Regions from separate parts of the Mus musculus genome. Here region 1 is linked to region 2. The links are chromatin loops, found by intact Hi-C in ENCODE. Cell type or tissue: left cerebral cortex. All regions are shown on one strand.

Region 1 (8,000 bases), 470 kb after region 2:
GGGTATAGTAGTCTTGGTTGGCATCTGTGGTCTCTTAGGGTCTGCAAGACATCTTCCCAGACCTTTCTGGCTTTTAGAGTCTATGTTGAAAAGTCAGGTTTAATTCTGATAGGTCTGCCTTTATATGTTACTTGGCCTTTTTCCCTGGCAGCTTTTCATAGTCTTTCTTTGTTCTGTACATTTAGTCTTTTGGTTATTATGTAGAAAGGACTTTTACGATCCGATCTGTTTAGTGTTCTGTAAGCGTCTTGTGCTTTTATAGGCATCTCTTTCTTTAGGTTAGGGAAATTTTCTCCTATGATTTTGTTGAAAATATTATAAAGGCCTTGGAGCTAGGAATCTCCTCCTTCTTCCATTCCTATTACTCTTAGGTTTGATCTTTTCATAGTGTCCCAGATTTCCTGGATGTATTGTGTCAGGAATTTTTTAGATTTAACACCTTTCTTTGACAGATGCATTGATTTTTTTTCCTCTGTCTTCTACACCTGAGATTCTCTCTTCCATCTCTTGTATTCTGTTGATGATGCTTGCATCTGTAGTTCCTGTTCTCTTCCCTAGGTTTTCCATCTCCAGGGTTGCCTCGGTTTGTGTTTTCTTTATTCTATTTCTATTTTCAGGTCTTGAGCAGTTTTATTCATTTCCTTCATCTGATTGTATTTTCCTGGATTTCTTTAAAGGATTTATTCATTTCCTCTTTAAAGGCATCTATCACCTTTACAAGATTGGATTTAAAGTCATTTTCCTGTGCTTCAACTATGCTAAAATATCCAGGGCTTGCTGTAGTAGGATAGCTGGGCTCTAGTGGTGTCATGTTGCTTTGGCTTTTGTTGATAGTATTCTTTTGCTGGCATTTGGCCATCTGGTTGTCCCTAGTGCCAGTAGGCCTCTGTGAATGCCAGCAGAGTTGTAGGTCAGGAAATGGATCTCAGGGACTAGGGCATAGCTCACTGCTGATGTGTGTGCCCCAGGGGGACCTGTCAGGCAGGGAATTGGGGAGCTGGATAGCCCTGGTGCCCACAGCCCTGCAGGAACACAGGCAGAGCCTGGGTGGTACTAAAGAGCTCTGGAGATAGGGCATAGTTCACCACTGCTGGGTGTGTCCTAAGAGAACCCAGCAGGCAGGGTTTACATGGGTGTTTCTGGTGCCTGTACAGCCCTGAGATTAATTTTTTAGTATTCTATAAATAGCCATTTGTATTTTAAGACAAAATTTTATCTCACTAAAAGTAAGTTTGTCCTTTGTTTTTAAAAATAGCTCTAAACTGTTGTTCTTCAGGAACTTCTATTCCACATGGGGTAGAATTAATTGTGGATAACACTAATATCAATAAGCCTGTTCAAGATGATATTTTCTTGTTCCAGCCATTTACCTGCAAAATTCATAACATCCTTGTTTTTAATAGCTCTCTCTGCATAATAACCAAAACACTAAGTGTACAGGACAAGGAAAGAATATGAAAAGCTGCCAGGGAAAAAGGCCAAGTAACATATAAAGGCAGACCTATCAGAATTAAACCTGACTTTTCAACATAGACTCTAAAAGCCAGAAAGGCCTGGTGAAACCCCTGCCTGCTGTGTTCCCCTGGGACACATCCAGCAGCTGTGATCTGTGCCCTCTTCCATTGTGTAAATGAACAATATTTTCTGTATCCATTCTTTGGTTGAGTGACATCTGGGTTGCTTCCACTTTCTGCTATTATGAATAAGACTTCTATGAACATAGTAGAGCCATGTCCTTGTGATATGGTGGAGTATCTTTTGAGTATATGCCCAGGAGTAGTATAGCTGAGTCTTCATATAAAACTACTTCCAATTTTCTGAGGAACCACCAGATTGATTTCAGGAATGGCTGTACAAGTACAGCAATGGTGGAGTGTTCCATCCTGAGTGAGATAACCCAGACCCAAAAGGATATGCATGGTATGAACTCACTGATAAGTGGATATTAGCAAAAATGTACAGGATACCCATGATACACCCTGCAGACCCTAAGTTAAACTAGAAGGATGACCCAAGTGTGGATGCTTAAATCCTATTTAAAGGGGAGCAATATAATCATGGGAAGCAGAGGGAGGGAGGGACCTTGTGATGGGGGGTGGGGAGCAGGATAAGGAGTGGGGGAAACAACAGGGGTGGCCCAGAGGACCAGGAGAATGAATAGTAATATACAGCTGCCAGGGGTGGTGAGGTGGAAGAAACTTCTAAAAAGTCCCAGAGATCTGAGATGGGGGAAGCTCCCAGGACTCAATGTGGGTGACCTTGGCTGAGATGCCCAACAGGATATGAAACATGAAAAGACCACCTCCAATAGTCAGACAGGACCTCCCAGTGGAGGGATGGGGACACCAACTCACCTACAAAATTTTCTACCCAAAATTGCTCCTGCCTGAAAGAAATGCAGGGACAAAAATGGAGCAGAGACTGAAGGAATGGCTGACCGGTGATGGGTCCAACTTGGGATCTATCTCATGGGGGCTGGGTGGGGCAGCACCAATCCCTGATACCATTACTAATGCTATGTTGTGCTTGCAGACAGGAGTCTTGCATGGCTGTCCTTTAGAGGCTCTACCAGCAGCTGACTGAGACAAATGTAGATACTTACAGCCAATCATTGGACTGAGGTCGGAGACCCCTATGGCAGAGTTAGGGGAAAGACTGAAGGAGCTGAAGTGGATGGCAACCCCATAGGAAGACCAGCACTGTCAGCTAACCTGGATCCCTGGGAGCTCCCAGAGACTGAGCCACCAACCAAAGAGCATACACTGGGTGGTCCAAGGCCCCCAGCAAATATGTATCAGAGGGTTATGTTGTCTGGCCTCAGTGGAAGAAGATGCCTCTAATCCAGTGAGACCTAATGCCCTGAAGTGAGGAGCTACCCAAGAGGGGAACACCCTCTCAGAGGTAAAGGGGAGGAGGATGGGGTGAAGAACTCAGGGAGGGGGGCAACATTTGGGATGTAGATAAATAATTAATAAAAACTAAACATGCTGTGAGGTTGCACTTGGGACCTAGAAAAGGACAGGGAGCTAACTGGCTCTGCTAGTGTCCATTGGCATTTCAGAATCCCAGAGCTTGGATTTCTTTACAACACAGACTGTTCACTCAACATTTCCTGGACATATCTGAGTGTATGTGTAGGCATTCTAGCAGAATGTTCTTGTCTAGTTCTTGTCTTACACATTGGCCATAAGTTGCATTGGTTTCTAGCTTCTTACTTTCTAAGGCTATCTAGGGCTGGATAGAGTCTCCATATCAGAAGTCCATTATACTATTCTTGGAACATACTTCCAAGGAATAAGTGGGAATTAATATACAAAGAGGACTACAAGTCAATATTAGGACGCAAAAACACTAAAATAATAGACAATGTAGCTTGTTTACCATGAATGAAGATTCAGGTTTGATCTCCAGGACCACAAAACAAAACAAAATTTATATGATCCCTACAGATTTCTGAGAAAGCCTTTAATAAAATGTTAAGACAAAATGGACTTTAACACTTACTAATGATAAAAATAAGAAAATAGGGTTACCGAGATGGCTCCATGGGTAACAGAGTCCTGCCAAGCCTACTGATCCGGTTTTGATCCCCTGATCCCACTTTAGAGAGAACCAGCTCTGAGAACCCTACTCCCACAAGTTCTCATTAGACTTCTGCATGTATCTCACGACATGCACACATACACTAAGTTAGTAAAAGTAAAAAGACATAATAAAAAGATAAAATGGAATTAAGAGATACTCTTTTTTAGCATGGTCAAGTGTATACAGACAAAAAGTGTATAAGCCTACTTAATAATTTTAAATATATGAACACCTATTGCTAAAATGGAGGGGAGGATAGCACAGCCTCCATTACAAAACATGTCCCTGCAATCATGAGGTCCTTCAACCATTTGAACATAAGAATGGGGAAAGCAAAAACATCTGAATACCTGGAAAATTCCTAAGGAATGATCACACAACTTAAACAGCACATGACAAGCAAGCGAGACGTGTCCAGAGTAAACATAAAAAGGAATAGCCTTGGGGGAGGGCCAGTGCTGTGGATCAAACACCAGAGCTTTGCACAAAGTGGAAAATAGAAGCATCCGTGAGTGATTACATAATGGGGTGCATCATGCAGCCACTCGAGTCCCTGACCAGCTTCTGAGAAGTGCTGCCCTTGTCTATGGGGGAACCTAGGAGCTCAGCCCAGTCCAGCTACCCGGACGGCCGTACAAAGGTCTAGCATCTGAGTAAAAGTCAGCATGCAGTGGGAAAATCTGCATTGTTACCACACCACATAGTAATGGCGACTCCCTCACATCTACCCTCACACTGTGAGACACAATTGCAGCTTAGTAAGACTGGCACAGCTCAGACGATGTGAGCATCGGCAACCTACAAGGACACTAATTATGATGTCCTCTTTCTTGGTTAGGGTGGCAGTGATATACATGATACATACACACATGTATGTATGTATGTATGTATGTAACAAGTACTGAAAAGATGCCATGAATTTGAGAGAGCAAGGTTTTGAGGCAAGAAAGAGAAGGATATAAATGATGACATATAATTATATTATAGTCTGAAAAATAAATGAAAAAATGCTGTTCCATCTCTATACTGGACAGGTGTCCCAGTGCACTTGGAAAGTTCTGTGGAGCCCATGCTCCCCCTAGTGGCCAATTACTCCCCTTGTCTCCTTTTTATGTTCAGTAAGACCTACACTTGAAATGGAGAAAATTCACGAATACCCAGTATCTATGTAAACAATACAAAACTGGGCTTGGAAAGTATGTCATTAAAAAGTATGCTTAATCACTTTGCTCCACTCAGACCCCTCTTTTTCTAAAGTATTTTAAATGTTTTTTAGGTTTCCTTTTATGTACAGGTGTTTTGCCTGCTTGTGTATCTGCAGCATGTACATGCAGTGCCTGCAAAGGCCAGAAGAGGGCATCAGATCTCCTGGACCTGAGGATTAGGAGGTTGTAACCCAATATGAGTACTAGGAATCAAACCCAGGCCCTCTGAAAAAGCAGCCCGTGCTCTTAACAGCCCAGTCACCTCTATTGCCCCCACGTTTTTAATTGAGACAGAACCCACTTTCCCCACACCTTGCCTCCCTCTAGGTCTTCCCAACTACCCTCCCTTGAGCCCCTCATATGTCCTCCCCACTCTCAAATGAGTATTTGTATTGTTACAGTTGTGCATATGCATATATGCATGTGTATATGGTGTATACACACAAATACATGTAAATACAACTTGCTGAGTCCATTATGTTGGTGTGTATATGGTTTCAAGGCTGACTACTCTGCACTGGACAACCAACAAGGGGGTCTCATCCCTGGGAAGACTCCTTCTCCTTCTCCCAGCAGTCATTAATTGGCTGTATTTCTTTCCCAGGAGTGGGATGCCACACATCCTCTTCTGTGTTAACAGGTCTATTGATATTGCCATTGTTCCAGTCTTGTCTATGCAACCATTTCTAGGAGAGATTGCTTCACAGCAAACTTCATGGTCCTCTGGCTCTTTCTTTCTGCCCCCTTTCTTCTGTGATGTTCCCTGAGTCATAGATCCAGGAGCTGTGATGTACATTCATCTCGTGTGACTAGGCTTCCCACAATGCACTGCTCTCTGCAACATGTTCAGTTTTGTTTTCTGGAATGGTCTCCATTTACTCTACATAGAAGCTTCTTTGATGAGGAATGGTAGTTATGAGATTTAGAATATAGTAAGGAATTATGCTAATCTGGCAAAGTGGCAGTAGTAGATTCTTTTTGAAGGCCCATGACCTCACTATCCCTGGGAAGCTGGCTAGGGTTCCAGTACCAGGCCTTCCTGCTTGGATGTGAAGGTGTCCTGGGACTTGGAAGCCGAGGAACCACACAGCTCTGAGGGGAGAGTGTATCCCATTGGAAGGGCATTCTGAGAAATGGGAGCCCAAGACCCACACAGCTGAGAGGATGCCTCCTCAGCAGAGGCATTGCTGCTCCCAGGAGAGGGGATCCCCAACTGAGCTCAGGAGCGCAGGAGCCTCAGCCCCACTCCATTTCTTCACTTCTCTTCATTGCTTCTTGGCTTCCTCTGATGAAGAGCCACATCAGGCAACAAACCTCATAAGATATTTATTGGGAGGGTCCAGGGTGTGGAGGGATGAATTGAGGGGTAGTTGCCTCTTCTACTGGGAGTAGACAGCTAGGAACTGAGCAGACATAGCCTTTATATAAGGTTTCTTAGTGGGCAAGACTTTCTAGGGCAGAGATTTCCAGAGTGACGATTTGTGGGGTTTCAAGTCCGAGTTTGGCAGTGCTCAGGGATTGGTGAGTTTTCCTGTTCAGACTTTTCACCTAAAATTATCATAATCAGGGGAGGGTCCTATTAAGGGGCTGGAGATGACCTCTGTGACAGTTACAGAAGTTGGAAGTGCCATTATGACAATTAGGGAGGTCCTGAGGAGGGGCCTGGCTGATAGACCTTCTCAGGGAAGGGGAGGTGTCCACTTTCTTGCCTTGTGGGTTTACAAAATACACAAAATTTACAAAGGGAGTGGCCTGAGTGACATGACTAGCCAACACCTTCCGGTCAGATCCAGCTCAAATTATGAGTCCTGTCCAAAATGTATGATGATAATGAAGATATGGTAGAATAGTGGGGAGGGGCTCCCACTGCAAAGGAGGAGGGAAGAGCTATACAGAAGGAAAAGGATAGGGAGCAAATAACACCACGGTTTTTTATTCTGCCTTAAGGGATCCTATTTTTTTTACCTGAAATTATACATATTACATATACATGTATGTGTAGCCATACATAATCTTTTTAAGTTTTTTAATGAATTTTTTCACACTATATTCTTATCATTCCTCCTCCTCCCCCATCTCCTCCCAGATCCTCCCCATTCCCTTTCCACCAACTCTATGACCTTTTTCTTTCTTGCTCTAAAAACAAAAACTAAAACTTTTTAATTTTTAATTTTTTTTAAAAAAAAAGACAAAATATACTAAAAGAACGAGTGCATACAAGATAAGAAAAATGGGGTTCATTTTGTGTTGCCCAATTACTTCTGGGCATGGGGCCTGCCTTAGACTATGGTTAATATTCCCAACAATAGCCCACTGGAAACACTGACTTTCCCTTCCCAGCAGGTATTAACTGCAGAGTGTCTCAGTTAGAGGTGGGACTTTATATCCACTTCCTCTTCTCAGTACTGGGATTCTGTCTGGTTTTTAACTTGCATAAGTCTTGTGCATGCTACAGTCACTGTGAATTCATATCATCAGTCCTCATGTTTCCCTGGTGCTATCCAGCACTTCTGACATGCATATCATATATATAATATTAAAAGTTGATGTATTAAAACAATGAAATTATTAAGCTTAACTCTAAATGTACTGTTATTTAATGCACATAAGAAAATACAAGACGGAGTACCAACCTGGGGCAAGAACTTGCTTTTAAAAATTGGAGATACTGAATGGAAAACAATCACTGTGTGACTTGAGTTTAGGAGGGAGGGAGAATTGGTTTCTCAGCTGAGTCACATGGGTCTTCCCCAAGCTGCACAAGCCTTGGAACTAGAACAAAGGCACACAGCACCCACCCACCCTTAGCAAAGGCCTCTGGCTGGCTCAGAGAGTATGAACTCTCAGGAGCTGGGAGCCCCTGCTGTGCAAACAGACAGGCTGCTCAGAAGGGAGAGGAAGGCAGACAATAGAGACTGCTCTCCTTCAACAAGCAGGTAATCAAAAGATAAAGATGAGTGGAATGTAATTTAATTGTTTTTAAGGATAGATTAAAGTACAATGGTAATGTTTAAGCGGTTTTTTAAGTATTAAAAGGCAACTTAAAGTTAAACACAAAGGAAAGAATGTTAATTCAAGAGATAGATAGATAGATAGATAGATAGATAGATAGATAGATAGATAGATCCACAGAGATACTAATCTCAATAGAATAGAATAAATGAGAAAAGTGCATTAGAAGAAATTTGAAAAGGTCTATGCCAGGGCAGC
Region 2 (8,000 bases):
CCACAACCAACAAAAGGAAAAAAAGACCGTCTTGTCATAGACTACAGTTTCAACTCATTATCAAAGTCTGCAAAGACTGCTTATATCACAGACTTTCCACATACTGGTTATTCAACAAATTCATGGGCTAATTCATGTGCTAGGCAGCAGACAGGGAACACCTCTATGGGATCTATGTTCTTGAGTCAGCAGGAAGATGCTATCCAGGAAACTGACTAGGCTAGGAATGATCCACCCTGGAAATCTATCCTTCGGGGACAGAGTGAAAGGGCTTCCAGGTCCCCTTATCTTCAGCATCTCAGAGGTACTAGGAATGATTGAGTCTGTGGAGGTTCTTTGGGCTTTTCTTCATGGGCTTTGCTATTTCTTCCAGTCTAAGACAGTCCAGAGTAACCCCCAAAGACATCAGAGTACCTGGAAACTGTGTCAATGTAATAAGCATTTACTGTCTATGCTGTGTCCAGTATTATGTAGCTATTAGTTCAAAAGATGAATACATGTGACAGCCACCTATCTCTCCAGGGTCCCTCAGTGTCGTCACATTCAGCTCACAGAATTTATGAGCCATTGAGAATCCCTGTGTAGTTTTCTTCCCTTTGGTGTAGAAAGAACAGAAACTGGGTACTCTCAAGCCTGGCTAGTGAGTGTTTTGGGATACAGAGAACCCTAACAACCCAATCTCGAAAGAGAAGTAACCCTTTGTTAGCTTAAGTCACTGGCATGTGTTAGCTCCTTCTTCGTGTGCAACATGTGTTCTCAGTAGCTCCTTGTCATAAATAGATTTTGCTTTGCCTTTAAAATATTTTCCCTGTCAAAGCACATAGAAGGAGAAAGAATGGGAAGGAGGGAGGGAAGAGAGGGAAGGGAGGAGGGAGGGAAAATGAAGGAAAGGGGGAGGGAGAGAGAAAGGGAGGGAGTGTGATTATCTCTAATGAACAATCTCCAATCTTAGTTCCTTAAACTGGAGTCTCAAATACCTTGAAGTATTTCAACCCTCTAGTCTAAATGAGAATTGTTTTTGATGGCTAGAAGCAGTTATATGGTCTAGAGCCTCAGTACTGCAAAGCAGGCAGGACTCAGGGGACACAAGAACATGGGGGAACAATATCATGGAAACAGGGAAGACTAACAAAATTCTCTGGGGGTTGCCATCGAGAAACTTGGGCTAGCTAACAGTTTATCCTGTGGTTACCCCTGCTTTGAAGTTTTCACTGCCACTGGCAAGCTCTCACTTCCTGCACTGGCTCTGCGCTCCTCATGTTTGCACACGAACATGCAAGCTTCAATGCCAGAGACCACACCAGTCTGTGTGGCTATGGCAAAGAGTTTTCAAGTTGTACTCTCTAACAAGGCTCTCAGGGAACAAACTTGCATGATGATTGTGTTGAAGAGACCATTCACTGGCCCTTGTTCTAAGTGGGTGTGCCAAGCAGTCAGGGCACAGTGATTCCTAATCTAGTGCACCAAGCACAGTCCTCCCATCTACTAAGGAGAGGCAGCAGAACTCCAGGAGAGCAGGACGAGGCAGTTAGGGTCAGGAGCCCATGCCAGCCTTGGGCTTGATGTAATTCCCTGTGGATGGACAGCTCCTTAAGCGTGGGAATCTTACCTGGGTCTTATAATTAATTATATCCTTTTATCTTCCTCCTCTCCACTCAGTGAGACACATAACACAGTGCCAGGTTTGACTGGTCTTGGAAAAAACATCTATCAAAGTAAATTAAGTGTAAGAAGTATTTTCTCCTCATTAGTAAGTAGTAAACAACCATTAGATTCACAGCCTTTTCAAGTCTATGAAAAAAACACTCATATGACTGTCAGGGTCTAAAGAAAACACTACATTTTCATAAATAAAGTATTTTGAACAAGCATATATGTAAACATATAGCACATACAGTGTTGTGTGTATATATGTATATATACACACATATACAATGTATAATGTGTATGTATGTATATAGAGTTATAGATACAGCTAAAGCTTAAACGGATATTTGTATTCCAGTTTACATAAAATTATGTTGTTATAGCTGCAACGACAAAAACACTTAATCTCGTTTGCCTCAATTTGGTCAACTGTGAGAAGGACTAATAATAAGCCTTCTAATTTTTTCATAACACAGTAAGACTCAAAACCAGTAGAATAAAGATTAAGAAATTGCTTTGAAGAGGTAAAGGCCATTATGAAATATATGATATATGTAATTAAAAGGCTGTATGGGGGATTCTCCCAATCTAGCTATGTTAGAACAGACAAATATAGTAGTAAAACTATTTTCTACTTTCAGCCTTTGAAGCTTGTGGGCTGGCTGCCCACTTTCTATTAACTGAGGGGGTCTCATTACCTGTCATTAACTATGTGCTAAGTTTTGCCTGTGTGAAACTCTGAGGACACACAGACCAGAGCACTCAAAAGCAGGAAGATGGTCCATTAGAGGGAGAATAACAAAAGTCACAAGGGCGAAGAACATGCTAGAACAAACTGGCAGAGGAAGCAAAGAGACACTATGCAAGTGGGTTCCGACTGACCGAGTGGGCCTTAGTGGTGTGGTGTGTGTGTGTGTGTGTGTGTGTGTGTGTGTGTGTGTGTGACTCTGGCAAGGCCCTGCTTTAAGACAAAAGAGGGCTCCTCATTTCCCCTCTGGGGGTTAGTGGTTCTAGTTAGGTAAATGGATCGATTTCTCGCCCAGAACAGTAGGCTAGAACACAGACACATTTCATGACCCAATCTCATGGCTCTGCATGGACAATCTCACTGGGATTCTGAAATGTGGAGTCCACTGAAGTGAACTGAGCAGGCAAACGTTACATGGAGAGCAGCACCTTTAAATGATTTCTGACCAACATAAAGTTTTGGTTTTTCATCATGGGAAGAAACACCCCTTTTAGCCATTTCCTTTGTACTCCAAGATTGCCTTTCCCATCCTCTCACCTTTCCCAGCCTCACGCTTCTGTGATGTCCACTTCCCAGTCAGAAATCAGGACTCCATGGCTGACTGAAGGGCTCCATTAGCAGAATTTTGCTAAAACTAATCCCCTTAGAGTTTAAATGTGTCATCTCTGGCTACTGTGTAAGGCTTTGGAAGTTTGAAACTAAGTTAAAGGGAACGCTTCTTTGGTTGTTTGGCAGCAAAATATGAACCGCTCAGTTCTTAGTATTCAACCACAGTGCAACTGTGGGCAACAATCTGACGCTTGATCAGTTGATGTTGAAGCTCCATGTGGTGGCCAAAGCTCCTGGAGTTCTGGATTTCGCCTAATTCTGCCAGTTTCAAAAATGCCACTAACTCCACCACTCCCAAACAACACCTTCAGCTCAGAAAATTTCCACCAAGCATTGGTGATCTGAATTTAGATTTGGAAGATAACCTCAGTGACTTGCTAGCAAATGCCTGTCATGTTTATAAAGAGCAAGTGTCACTGATGTTGTACATGACTCACTAAGCAAAACTTACTAATAACAAAAGCAAGAAATGCTGGTTCCAGAATAGGCCAGCTAGTAAATGGAAAGAGTCCTGTGTGCTACAGTCTGCATTCATACTATGCTTAATTAATTTGATTTTAGATCTTATAATTTTAAATTGTTTCACCAGGTTTTAAAGTGATTCACAATAACCCGGAGGAGAACTTACATTAGTAGAAACCCCTGTAAACTGGGTAACAGAAGTAACTCTTAATGCCTAAGAGTATGTTTAAGATGATATTTATAAACTTTAAAATAACTTTTCTTTATTAAGAACTAAGAAATTTAGATAAGGAATGCATTTCTTTTTTCTTTTTTTCTTTCTTTCTTTCCTTTTTTCTTTTTCTTTTTTGGTTTTTCGAGACAAGGTTTCTCTGTATAGTCCTGGCTGTCCTGAAACTCACTATGTAGACCAGGCTGGCCTCGAACTCAGAAATCCACCTGCCTCTGCCTCCCAAGTGCTGGGATTAAAGGCGGGCGCCACCACGCCTGGCTAGGAATGCATTTCTAAAGACCATTAAAAATCAGGGTAATAATTTTAGCATGTATGTTGAAAATATCATTCTGCTACATATAATTAAATGTGCTTATGTATAATGTAAGTTAGACAAACACAGGCATCTCAACTCTAAAACATTGGGCAGGAGTAACAAAATCCTGTGTTAATTTGGAGACAATTTTGATCTCTACCAGAAGAGGGCAGTAGAATCTGCGTGAAAGTTACCATAACACAAGGCAAAGCATGGAAACCTCTCAGTTTGCTTCATTGCTATGGAAACCGTATGTCTGTCTATGTTTGTTTCTCGGTACAGATTTTGCAGATTGCTGCTTTATGAGATAGGCTTTCCATGCTGACTTTTCAACACAACTTATTTTTCCAAACTGTTTTAATAAACAAGGAGAGTTTCAAATCTCAACACTTAATTTTGAGTGTTGAATATTTCCAATAACATAGATAAGGCTTTATGGAAACAGCTGTATACCACAAAGAATTCAATCGAAAACTAAGAAAATAAAAAGTAAATTAAAAATTCAGGAAAGTTTACTTTATAATATTTGCTGCTTATTCTCCAAATAAGAAAAACAAAATAACTGTATCTGTAAAAAGATTATGCCTATACATCCATACCTAAGACCTTAACGAAAATTCTAGAAACTTTAACGTGTACCAAATACAAGTCAGAAAATAAGACTTCCTAACCCACAGAATTTAAATTTTATAGACATGCATCTTTTTAACCAGTAATGAACACAGTTTGGGTAGAAGGAAGGAAAAGATAAAGTAAAAGCTAAGCTTTTAGAGAGGAGTATTTTAACTAGAGATGCGCTCTCCAGAGAAAGGAGTTTTAAAATCACACCCGAGTGTGGAACAGAGAAAGCTAGCACCTCATGAAAAGAGAGTGTGCAAGAAAGCCTGAGTTGAGCTGCTGTATGCCAGTGTCCAGGGCTTGCAGGCCTCAGCTTCTTCCAGGCATGCAAGGCTATGTTTACTTAATTACCTGAAGGACCACACAGACTCCTGGGACTCACTGCAGCCCTGTTAGACCAGAGCCTGCAAGTAACCCACAATCTGCATTTATCTGAAAAACAAAAACAAAAACAAACAAACAAACACCTGCCCAGTTAAAAACCACAGCTTTGAACCACAGCTCAGCAACTGGTTAATGATACTGCAGAGACAGGAGCTTGTAGCTGACAACCAAGGCACAGAAGTCAGAAGCCTACTGAGTGATGCCACTAGTAGTCTGAACTCACTGTGGGTTGGAAAGAATTCACACTGCAGGAAGTGGCAAATGAAAACCAGGGCTTGATTCCTTGTTCTGTGACCTGTCCAGACTATGGGCCAACTGTCTGACTACAAACAAGGTATTGCAAAAGCCCTCCCGGCACACAGATCTACATACTGGCCTTGTCTTACAATGTTTATTCACTGCCCCTTTACAGAGAAAGTTTTGTAAGCCAAAGAAACTGATAAAGATGACAGGCTAGCAAAACCTCACATCAAATTGAGCTGTTGCATCAGAAACAGCTCACAGATACAAAGTGAAGAAATGTATTTCCTGGCACAACTAAAAGGGCAATGGCCTCAGTGGCAGGAGTCTGGGGGTCCAACTCTCCTGTTTTACTGCTGTCAACACAAAGCACTCCTGTTCCAATATACTTGTACATTAATAAGGGTGGCAAAAAGCAATAAAATTGCATTACTGTTACTTGTAAAGCATGCACTATAATTCCTCTATATAGACAAATTTACTTTTTAAAAAATGCACAGATACATATACATGAATGCAGACAGCCTCCTCCCCCATACCATAGAATCTCATGTAACTCAGGCTGACCCCTGCTTGCTAGGAAACCAAAGGTGACCTTGAACTTGTGATTCCTTGCTTGCCTCTCTCTCTCCCTGGGCTTAGTTACAGGAATACATCATACTTAGTTCAACTGGGTAGGAACCCAGGGCTCTGGGCAGACCAAGTGAGCACTCAAACAAAATCTCTACTGATATGCACCGGTCCAAGGCGCTTCTTTGCCTAGTCAAAGGGCCTTCCACTTGCCTGCCTCATCTGGAATGAACTTTGAGAAATCCACGTTGCTCCCGCAGAAGAAACACATTTAGAATAAAGTTCTTGCAAAGCCTAAATTTATTCCCAGATCATGTAAACACTATATTCAGAGTTTGTGTTCAGTTCTCCAAACTTGCTGTGTAGCAAGTCAAACTCCTTGTCCCCAAGGCATAACTCTGCTTAGTAAAGAGGCTTTGCTGTCCCTTGATATCTTGTAACCGTGCAGACGCAGCTCCCTTGGAGTTAGTGACCTGTTGGCCACCCAAGCCCCCTGAAGTCCACACTGGTTGTTCCCTGCCCTCACCTCTGTCATTCCACATTATTAACATTTTCTCCATTAGTTATTGTTCTGCTGACTCCATCTTACTTGGCCTGTCTTATTTACCACTCTACTCCCCAAGTCTGGACCATTCCAGGGAAATCAAAGGGATTTAATAAACACGGAGAGAAGGAATGAACAGACAAACAAATGAAAGCTTGAGTTATCTAAGCCCAAAGTCCTTCTGTGTATAGCATGATAGTTTTGTGTCTTGTGACAATTCTAAATGTTAGTTTATCCCAGGCTCTCTCTGTACCAGCACCAGGCTGTACTGCGACCCAGCTTCAGTGATTTTCACAAGAGTCATGAGTATCTGCCTTTACAGACCCTGCTCCTTTATCTAGAATGCTCTTGGTATCAGTGTTTCTAGAGTAAGCTCCTATCCAGCCTTCAGAACCCTTTGTAAATGCATTCCCAGCCATAGCCCCTTCCCGGTGCATTCCCAGTCACGATATACACTCACAGTCTCCACCCTTGCTAGTGCACAATCATCAAAATGCTGGAATGTGTTCTCACAGCTGGGATTCCAAGACCCACAGGTGCTGTTGCGTATATGTTCCTAGAACTTGGCTCAGTGCCTAGTATACAATCAGGAATAAATAAAAAGTTGGCAAATGTGCAAAAGCCTTCACCCTCTCACAGGCTGAGGACAAATACCATACTGTTCATGCTTGCTCTCTAATGGAGTCCTTTTGGTTTCTATTTAAACCAGGATATAACAAAGGACATAAACCTCTAATCCAGCTAGATGCACATGTTTATAAAGTTAGGCGGAAATACATAAGTATCAGTATCCAGGTACACAGAAACCACCACACAGCCATCTCCAGCCACTGAGACCAGGCCAGTGTCTACTTTCCCCTTCAGTCTAGTCTGATCTCTCTACGATATTTAATTTGTTTTGCCACATTCAACATTTTCCACTTCATTCTAACATCCGTGTTATTATCACTTACTAATGTGAGGATGTTCCCATTCAGGATCATCTTCAGTGTCTAATCGGCAGTTCCTAACCCACCAGATCTTTGCAAAGATTCTGCAGCTACTTCCTCTCCTGCTGGTTCCTTCTCTACTCCAGGCTCCTCTTAGCTCAAGCCCTGATAAATGGATTCTACCCAGCTGACCTTTTAGGCAATGTTTCCTTATTTGATGTCACTCTGTATACAATGAAGATGGTCTCTCTCCCATTAGTATCTTTAGCAAAGCCATTCCCTGAGCTCAGAGACTCCTGGGATGATTCCCTCACACCAGCTGGCTTGTGTCCCTCTCCTCATACATCTGCTGAAACCTAATCACCAATGATGACTTTCATCAGGACACGGTAACTCATTGGTGGATGAAGCATAATTCTAAGTACAATTAGAGCCTCCTAAAAGCAGAACTGAAGACAGTCCTCAGCAAGGTGCCATCATACATGAACAATATTAGCAGGACATCACCTGACTCCAGGCCAACCGAAATGATCCTGGACTTTATGCCACCCAAAACTTTGGAAAATGAATATCTGCTGCTTATAAGCTAGTCATCTCCAAAGGTTTTTGTTTTTGTTTGTTTGAGTTTTGGGTGTCTGTTACATACACTAAGTTTATATGGCATGGTGGTTTAAAATACAAGGTACTTAACACAAGGTACTTAACAAGGTTGGAACACGCCG

What was found. A loop is a pair of places that touch in the nucleus more often than their neighbours do. Peaks named below come from ENCODE experiments on the same cell type or tissue, not always from the same donor. Only the 100,000 strongest peaks of a DNase experiment are listed, where the experiment ranks them.
Region 1: a loop joins it to region 2, with 2.4 times the contacts of the local background. A loop is called at or near these places in 19 of 42 quality-filtered maps.

What each region holds. Positions count from the first base shown.
Region 1 is chr1:54,376,803-54,384,802 of GRCm38, forward strand. No RefSeq gene overlaps it. Among named protein-coding and RNA genes, the nearest start is that of Gtf3c3, 58 kb to the right of the region's middle. In left cerebral cortex, CTCF peaks have their summits at 4,681 (motif pointing left) and 4,890 (motif pointing right); DNase peaks (open chromatin) are centred at 4,124, 4,695, 4,897 and 5,678.
Region 2 is chr1:53,905,134-53,913,133 of GRCm38, forward strand. All of the region lies in intron 13 of Hecw2 (HECT, C2 and WW domain containing E3 ubiquitin protein ligase 2), which reads right to left. Among named protein-coding and RNA genes, the nearest start is that of Mir7681, 60 kb to the left of the region's middle. In left cerebral cortex, a CTCF peak has its summit at 4,148 (motif pointing right); a DNase peak (open chromatin) is centred at 4,166.